Linked DNA regions of Homo sapiens: region 2 is linked to region 1. The links are chromatin loops, found by intact Hi-C in ENCODE. Cell type or tissue: endothelial cell of umbilical vein. All regions are shown on one strand.

Region 1 (5,000 bases):
AGGTGCCATCTTGGAAGTGGAGAGCAGCCCTCACTAGACAATTGAACCCGCTGGTGCTTTGAATCTTGGACTACCCAGCCTCTAGAACTGTGAGAAAATAAATTTGTTTTTTTATAAATTATCCAGTCCTTGGTATTTTGTTATGGGAGCATAAATGCACTAAGATAGTATCCTTTCCTAGAGTGGAAGGCGGGATAGAGAATTATTTAAGGGAAAAACATCAAAACGTGGGTCTTCATCTTCATTTTAGGAGTATACTGATAATCAGTTACTGCCTGTAAGTGACTAATGGGGCCAGAAAAAAAAAGTGAATGGAGATGATTGTATGATTTGAATATTTGATTATATTGGGTCATGTGATCCTCCAGTGCATACACCTCCAAGCTTGGACTCTGTTTGATACTGGAATTCAACAGCTCATTGTCAGACCAGGGCATGCTTTTCTGTAGTCTGCAAATGTCTGATCACTAGCAAAACGTGCCCATAACTTTACTTCCTTTTGATTTATTTCTCATAAATGCCTTTTCTGTTAGCATCTTTTTAAAAACATATGTGACCACCATTGGATAGGTTATAGCTAAGTCCGGTTCTGGGCATTTTAGTGACTCTTTGAAGTGTATTCAATCAAAATTTATTAAAGAAACCACTGTTGTGTTTGTTTCTCTACCAGTTTTCTTTGTGATGTTATCGGACACTTAATAAATATATACAGTTTTATGTGTTTTATCAGAGAAAATGTAGGCTAGTCTGTCTTTGACCAGTAGTTTCTGGTCAAATACAATATTATACTAGTATAATATTGACTTAGTCTCAGAACTGTATATTCTGAGAGAAATGTTGTTGGAGAAGTCATATTTTCTTGTGTAGGCTTGTTGTTGTTTTTTCACATACCTGTCATTTTTTTTTTATAGTGTCAGAAAGGGAACTATGTGATTTTCTGTGTAACAGCATAAAAAGAGCCCTGTAGGACATGACTTTCTCCTTTTTCCATTATTTATAAAATTTCTTTTATTATGGAAAATATCAAATGTCACACATACACAAAAATAAAGGTAATAACATAATGAACCTATGCCATCACCAAGCTCCAGACGTTTTAAACATTTTGTCATTCTTGGTTTATCTACTCCTTCCACCCTTTCTTTCTGTCATTTTTGTTGGAGTATTTTAAGAGCAAATCCTAGACATCATGTCATTTTATCCATAAATAATTCAACATGCATATCTAACTGATCAGGTCTTTATTAAAATTTATTTTTTTGAGGCAAGATTTCACTCTATCAGCCAGGCTGGAGTGCATTGGCATGATCATAGCTCACTGCAGCCTTGAACTTTTGGACTCAAGCCATCCTGCTGCCTTAGCCTCCTGAACAGCTGGGACTATAGGTGCGTGCCACCACACCTGGCTGATTTTTAAATTTTTTGCAGAGATGTGCTATTGCTGTGTTGCCCAGTCTGGTCTTGAATTCCTGGCCTCAAGTAGGTCTTTGTAATTTATTTTTAATTTTTTTTTAGAGACAGGGTCTCACTTTATTGCTCAGGCTAGAGTGCAGTGGTACCATTATAGCTCACTGCAGCCTTGAACTCTTGGGCTCAAGTGTTCCTCCTGCCTTAGCCTCCCAAGTAGCTGGGACTATAGGTATAAGTCACCTGCGCCCAGCTGGTCTTTTTAAAAAAGTAACATAACCACTTACTATCTCCCTGCTTAACAAATCGACAGTATTTCCTTAATATAATTTAATACCCAGTCAATATTATTTCTCTGGTGATCTCAAAGTTGTTGTTTTACAGTTGTATTTTTTTAAATTATGTCTGTTAAGTCCCTTTTATTCCCTTTTCCTTTTTTTTCTTTCTCTTTATGACATTGGTTAGCTGGGGAAACCTAGTCATATGTTATGTGGAATGTTCCACATTCTGGAGTTGACTACTTTGGTGGTTAACATGTTCCTTTAATGCCTATGTTTCCTACACACTGGTTAGAGCTTGTGGCTTGATTAGATTCGAGTTAAATTTTAAAATTAACTCCATAGGTGGCGCTATGAACTTTCTTTTGAACTGCGTGAACCAACACCTAATGTCCTGTCCCACTTTTTATGATGCTGATTGATGAGTGAGGTTCAGGTGATGAGAGCCTGATCCCTCCATATAAAGTTCTCCTTAAGTTTTATCTACTGGTTTTGGCAGCCTTTGATGATCATTGCCTAGAACCACTATTTCATTAGGGGTTACAAAATGATGATTTTTTTCATTCCATTATTCCTTTTACTTTTATTAACTGGAATTCTATAAACAGGAACATCCTTCATGAACCATTTGGTTACCCTGAACTATATATAGGAAAGGCAGGGTAAGTCTATAATTAGTCTTCTTTATCAGTTTTCAGAGTAATGAGTTGGTGTCCTAACCATTTTTAGTAGTGATCTGTAATTTTCATGACATATCATGAATATGGATATTATTATTTTTTTTTTGTATTTCAGCCTATTCAGTATTACTTTGATCTCAGATTATCCCATTTTAGGCCAGTGGGGAGCATCTTTAGATAGGCTTGTTTTTTTGAATTGACTGTGTTATTATTCTTTGATAGAGAGGAAACTTCCTTGCTTTCTGGCACAGTTTTTTTTCCAGGTTTCTATTCCAGAGTAGGAACTAGGCATTTCTTCAATGAGCCTTGGCCCTTCTTTTTCCCCCCTTAAGAGATAGGTTCTTGCCATGTTGCTCAGGCTGGAGTGCAGTGGCTATTCACAGATGCGATCATGGTGCACTACAGCCTGGAACTCCTGGGCTCAAGTGATCTTCCTGCTTCAGCCTTCTGAGTAGCTGGGACTACAGGTTTTCCACTCCTTGCCTGGCAAGGCTTGATTGCTTTGAACAGGGATGACATTTAAGCAGCAGAGTCTAGCTAGGTTCTAGGGGTGATTATTGCTATATAGTTTGTCATAAACAGAGACAGGAAATATGTAAGTTCATATTGTTCAAATTGAAAACCACAGGGTTTATATTTATATCTCTTTTCTTCTGAAAATTTGGTTCCTAAGGATATTAACATGATTATTCTTTTATTCATACTATTAACTCATACTATTTTATTCATACTATTAATAACATTAAGACTACTGAATACAGGTTTTTTTGTACTTTATATCCTTAAAATATATCACTCTAGATATGATCAGTCAAAATCTTGTTTTAAAGACATCTGAGGTAATTCATTTCTCTTTGTGGCTATGCCCTTAACATGTTATACAGTTGAGTTCATTTATTTCATTTCCTCAGATTTTTAGGGATTGTCCTCGTTTTTTCTTTTGATTCATTGTTTTCATTTGTTTGTTTTAGAAACAATATCTTGTTCTGTTGCCCGGCCTGGAGTGCAGTGGCATGATCATAGCTCAGTGCAGCCTTGAACTCCTGGGCTCAAGGGATCCTCCTGTCACAGCCTCCCAAATAGTTAGGCCTACAGGCATGCAAGTACCACCATACCTGGCTATTTTTTTTTATTTTTTATTTTATTTATTTTTATTTTATTATTATTTTTTTCAGATGGAGTCTTGCTCTGTCGCCCAGGCTGGAGTGCAGTGGCGTGATCTCAGCTCACTGCAAGCTCTGCCTCCCGGGTTCACGCCATTCTCCTGTCTCAGCCTCCTGAGTAGCTGGCACTATAGGCGCCCGCCACCATGCCCGGCTAATTTTTTGTATTTTTAGTAGAGATGGGGTTTCACCATGTTAGCCAGGTTGGTCTCGATCTCCTGACCTCATGATCCACCTGCCTTGGCCTCCCAAAGTGCTGGGATTACAGGCGTGAGCCACTGCGCCCAGCCTTTTTTTTTTTTTTTTTTTTTTTTTTTTTTTTTTTTTAAATATATTGTCTCATTATTTTGCCCGGGGTTGTCTTGAACTCCCTGGCTCAGGAGATCTTCCTGCCTTGGCCTCCCGAAGTGTCAGGATTACAGGCTCTAGCCGCCATGCCCAGCCAATTTATTGTTTTTAATTATGTAAAACTTTTAAATTCTTTGACAGTCCAAACTAGACTAATAAGGTACATTAATAGAAGTCTCACTTTCATTCTTATACTTTTCAACCTATTCCCTTCCTTTTTCTATGTGACCATTTTGTTAGTTTTACTATTTCCAGTTTTTTAAAATACAAGCAAATATATATCTACTCCTATATTCTCTCAACATAAACACAAAAGATAGCGTACTGGCTGGGCGTGGTGGCTCACACCTGTAATCCCAGCACTCTGAGAGGCCAAGGTGGGTGGATCACCTGAGGTCAGGAGTTTGAGACCAGCCTGGCCAATATGGTGAAACACCATCCCTACTAAAAATACAAAAATTAGCTGAGCGTGGTGGTGGGCACCTGTAATCCCAGCTACTCAGGAGGGTGAGGCACGAGAATTTCTTGAACCCGGCGGGGCACGGAGGTTGCAGTGAGCCATCGCACCACTGCATTTTTAGCCTGGGCAACAGAGTGAGACTTCGTCTCAAAAAAAAAAAAAAAAAAAAGCATACTATAAATACTGTTATGTACTTTGGTGCTTTAATTTATTGATATACCCCAGTCATTACTTCATGTATAGAAATCCTCATTTCTTTTTATAGCTACGTGTTATTACTCTATTTTGTGGAGGTTCTACAGTTTTTTTTACTTATTGTCAGTAGAGGATGATTTATTGGGAAACTTAGAGATGGAAGCATGGTCTTGGGCAGTAGCAAGACAGGTAGATCTCTGCACCGTTAGTCCCCAGACCCATGACTTAAGTGTCATAGGGAAAGGATGTACATGCTCTGTAGGGACAAAGGCAAGCTCCAGAACAGGCAAGAATGCTATGCGTGTCATAGCCTGTAATTTTTGTGATAACATCAAGGTTGCTTTGCTCTAAAGGCAGGATTTATAGTGGGTACATGTTCCTACACTAAGGACAGCAAGTAAAGTAGAAATCAGCAGGCATTCGTGGGACTGAGGTTAATCAAAAGTGAACATGGTAGATTAGCATGCAA
Region 2 (5,000 bases), 190 kb after region 1:
GATTGCCTAGTATGCCACAACTAGAACCAGAGTAAATATTTAGTTATTGATGATGATAGATAATAGATATTGGATGACTGATAGCTAAAGGGTTTGTGGAAGCCTTTTTAAAATGAATAAAATCGAGGTCTGAATCAACTGAAGGGATAATTAGTGGATTAAGAACTTGAGGGAAAGCCCTCTACATTCATCTAACATGCTGCTACTAGGCTATTCACCTATGTTTGCTTAGGATGCAAATATACACACTAAGTTTATTCAAATCTTTCTGTGCTTCCTCTTTCGGGCAACAATCATTTACTGAGCAACTATGTGCTAGACTCTATTCTAAAATTTCTGTGATTTGGGCTAAGTGCAGTGGCTCATGCCTGTAATCCTAGTATTTTGAGAGGCTGAGGCGGAGGATCACTGGAGCTCAGGAGTTTGAGACCAGCCTGGGCAATGTAGGGAAACCCTGTCTACAAAATATTTAAAAAATTAGCTGGGCATGGTGGCACATGCCTATGGTCTCAGGTACTCATGAGGCTGAGGTGGGAGAATTGCTTGGGTCTGAGAGGTAGATGCTTCAGTGAGCTGTGATTATGCCACTGCATTCTAGCCTAGGAGACAGAGTAAAACCCTGTCTCAAAAAAAAAAAAAAAAAACTGTGATTTGATACTAAGTGAGAGAAGATGCAGACAGTTTTGTTAGGAAAGAAAGAAAGTCACAGAGGGAGAGGTTAAAAACACAGGGAACACAAAAAAGAAACTGGAATAAGATACTAGGAGGAAGGAATGGGATTAAGAACATGTGGAGGGGCTAGCCCTAAATAGGAAAATGCCACCTCTTCTTGGAATTTGATGGAAATCGTGTAAAATTCAGTACAGATACAGTTGCATTTACAGTTTTAAGAATTAGAAAGCTTCTAACTGTTAACTTCAATTTTCTAGGAGAAGGTTAAGGGTGGGATGGGGATCTTGATGTGAAGTCTTAGAATAACTACTATGGGGATATGAGGGAAGAAAATATGATTAAAAACACAAGCAGTGGCCCATTCTACACTATGACATGCTTTCTCTCTAGTAATATTTAATAGCCTAGATATAGATAGGATAAAGGTCTAGATTAGTCCAATATTAGGAGTTTATAGAGTACATACTGTAAAAGACAAAAGGGCAGGGATGGTAGCATACTAAGAAGAGAATGGCAACACAGTTTAAATTGGATAGAAAAGGAAGTGATACAGGAGGAAGGTGACAGTAAAAAGTTAAGGGAAAGATGCCAGTAGCTTAAAGGTCTGGATGAGGTCAAAGGAGTGAGTGAGTGAATAAAAGGTCTAGAAAGAAAATAAATTATCAGAAATTAACATACTAATTTATATTATAAGTGGGACAGTTCTAGGAAAGAAGGCCCTGAACAGCCATTGAAGTGGTTTGCCGGAGTACAATATAAATGACGGTTATTGGAATTGAGGAGGTAAAGGGTATTAAAGGCTAGGTCACTATTTATCAACACTTTTTTCATTATTGCCACCCTAAGTAGCTTTTTAAGGCATTTTTTTCCTGATTACTCCTCCTTCCCACAGGAGGTTTAATATACTGTTTATCTGTTTATGCATTATAATATGCAATATGTTTTTACTCCCCAAGAATCAATGCTCACTCCTATGAGGCAACATCATCCCCTTCATTGAAAAGGCATGGGCCAGATGGTGGGACGGCTGGTCCACCTGCACGCTGACACAGCTCCCACAGGCAAGTCTTACTGCCCAGCTCCTTTTCCACATAATAGAAATCAGTACTCAGGTTCTACTGAAATATTAATCAGCAAAACTCAATATTCCATTTGATTTTATGATTTCAAGGAGCTTGCCATCTTAAAAAGATTCTTTGGAACTTAACATACTATTGGGATATATTTAGACTGTTAACAAGTACAGCAACTCATAGTAACAGCAGTTTAGAAGAGTTTAAATGCCATTGAACAGGCATTTGCTTCAGAGGTAATAAGATGGGTATGTTAGTAAAAATATTTAATATGAAAACTATTTACATTTTATTTGGTCACTGTTTTCCTATTCATAAGTGAATAGTGACTAAATTATTTACTACTGCTATTTTGCAACTTGTCACTTGGGGGCAGCAAGACTATTTTGGTAATCACAGAATGGAGCATTTAACTAGTAGGACAGGTAGGGCATTAAAGATTCTACAGCATGACGAGAAGGGAGAAAGTGGTAACACTGTATTCAAGTCTAATACAGAAAACATTTACAAAACAGCCCTTTGTAAGAAGTAATAATTATTTCCCCAATATATTTTTATTTCTATTCTGTATCTATTCTAATTATAGTTTTCAAAAGTTACTCCTCATAAATGAAGTCAACAGAAGGCAGCATAATTGAGTGGAAAGTGAGCAGCCTACAGAGCCACACAAATCTGGATTCAATTCCTTGTCCTACAGTGTACTAGATATAATGTTTGGGCAGATTACTTATCCTCTTGGAGACTCAGTTTCCTCATCTATGGAATGGCGATATATTAATACTTATAGGGTTGAGATTAAATATGTGAATAGATGTACTTATGTTACTAGATGTAAAATGCTGGACACATAATTAGGCTTAGCAAAACGTACTTAATAGTAATGACCAAGCAAAAGGTATGGGTATCTCACAGTGGAAAGAATGCTTCACCTCTTCAGTAATCAAGGAAATGGAAAGTCCACAAGGAAATACCACTATTTTGTACCCAATTAATCAGCAAGAGATATATCAAGGGTGATCTTTAGATTCAAGGTATAACTGGAAAAATATTAGTGTTTGGCTGAAAACATGGTTGTTATCCATGCCCAGAGCTGTGATCAGATAAGAATGATGTGACTGTTCAGTTCGTTCACAGTGACTAGTATGAGCCAGACATGCAACTAGGTGCTAAAAATTCTGGGCAAGCAATTGTAAGACATAAAACAGTTTACTTTCTTCTCTATTAGACACATTTGGGAGGCCAAGAAAAGTTAAATAACATTCTTGTGCTATCATTTCCCCAAACACAAATAGGCTGTGACCACTAATCTAACAACAGAAAGAAAATGCGTATGTTCAATAGCAGCCATATTAAATATGAGATGCAACTCTCAGCTTTCTTCTGATAACTAAGAAAACAGAAAAAGCTTTTCCGATGTCTCAGGTATTTCAAATATTTGATATTAAAGGGAGTGCTAGGTTGGATCTATGATGGTATATTATAATAATAACTGAAAGTAATGCTAAATCTTCATACTTCCTAAAGTGACACTGGAATTCCAAGATATTTAAAACGGCACTGACAATAAAAATTAGTTCTAGATACTGGTATTCAATAAAGGAGCCTCGGTTGATAAAGAATAAATCAACACTACCCTGAACCATGTACACATTTGATGCATTCCCTATCAAAATACCAATTATACTCTTCACAGAAATAGGAAAAAAATTCTAAAAACTATGCAGAACCAGAAAAAACCTTGAACAGCCAGAGCAATCCTGAGCGAAAAGAACAAAGCTAGAGGCATCATACTACCTGATGTCAAAATTTACTACAAAGCTACAGTAAGCAAAATAGCATGGTACTGGCATAAAAACAGACACATAGACCAAAGAAACAGAATAGAGAATCCAGATATCAATCCAAGCATTTATAGCCAATCATCTTTGACAAAGGCACCACGAACCCACAATGGGGAAAAGGCAATCTTTTAAATAAATGATGCTGGGAAAACTAGATAACCATATGCCGAAGAATGAAAGTAGATCCCCCTCTCTCCATACAAAAAATCAAATCAAAATGTATTAAAGACTTCAATCTAAGACCTGAACTATGAAACTACTAGAAGAAAACATTGGGGAAACCTTCCAGACATTGGTCTGGGCAAAGATTTTTTGTAAGACCTCAAAAAGCACAGGCAACACAAGTCAAAATAGACAGATGGGATTATATCAAACTAAAAAGCTCTTGTACGGCAAAGGAAACGGTCAGCAGAGTGAGGAGACAACCTACAGAACTGGGAGAAAACATTTGCAAAAGCTATTCATATGACACAGGATTTATATCAGAATATACAAGGAACTCAAACAACTCAATAGCAAAAAAATAAACTATCCAATTAAAATATAGGCAAAAGATCTGAATAGACATTTCTCAAAAGAAGACATACAAATGACTAATAGGTATATGAGGAAATGCTCAGAGTCACTAATCATCAGGGAATACAAATCAAAACCACAATGAAGGCAGGGCACGGTCGCTCACGCCTGTAATCCCAGCACTTTGGGAGGCCGAGGCAGGTGGATCACGAGGTCAGGAGATCGAGACCATCCTGGCTAAGACGGTGAAACCCCGTCTCTACTAAAAATACAAAAAATTAGCCGGGCGTGGTGGCGGGCATCTGTAGTCCCAGCTATTCAGGAGGCTGAGGCAGGAGAATGGTGTGAATCCAGGAGGCGGAGCTTGCAGTGAGCCGAGATCGTGCCATTGTACTCCAGCCTGGGCAATAGAGCGAGACTCCATCTCAAAAAAAAAAAAAAAAAAAAAAACCCAAAAAACAAAAAAACAAAAACAAACAAATAAAAAAACCCACAATGAAATATCATCTCATTCCAGTTAAAATGGCTATAATAAAAAAGAAAAAGAATATCAAATGCTGGTGAGGATGTGGAGAAATGCTGGGAATGTAAATTAGTATAGCCATTATGGAAAACAGTAGGGAGCCTCCTCAAAAAAACGAAAAATAGAAATATCATACAATCAATCTGGCAATCCCACTAGTGGGCATATATCCAAAGGAAAGGAAATCAGTATGTTAAAGCTATATCTGCACTCCTATGTTTACCGCAGCACTATTCACAATAGCTAAGATACAGAATCAACCTAAGTGCCCATCCAGGGATGAATGGATAAAGAAAATGTGGTACATATACACAATGGAATATTACTTAGCAATAAAATGAATGATATCCTGTCCTTTGCAGCAAAATGGATAAG

The links. Peaks named below come from ENCODE experiments on the same cell type or tissue, not always from the same donor. Only the 100,000 strongest peaks of a DNase experiment are listed, where the experiment ranks them.
Region 2: a loop joins it to region 1, with 14 times the contacts of the local background. A loop is called at or near these places in 6 of 110 quality-filtered maps.

What each region holds. Positions count from the first base shown.
Region 1 is chr10:73,058,280-73,063,279 of GRCh38, reverse strand. All of the region lies in intron 5 of P4HA1 (prolyl 4-hydroxylase subunit alpha 1), which reads left to right. Among named protein-coding and RNA genes, the nearest start is that of P4HA1, 36 kb to the left of the region's middle. In endothelial cell of umbilical vein, no CTCF peak of the experiment used is centred here; a DNase peak (open chromatin) is centred at 2,039; H3K27ac peaks cover 367 bases.
Region 2 is chr10:72,872,566-72,877,565 of GRCh38, reverse strand. The region is part of intron 6 of MCU (mitochondrial calcium uniporter); the gene reads right to left. Among named protein-coding and RNA genes, the nearest start is that of OIT3, 19 kb to the left of the region's middle. In endothelial cell of umbilical vein, a CTCF peak has its summit at 2,110 (motif pointing right); a DNase peak (open chromatin) is centred at 2,125.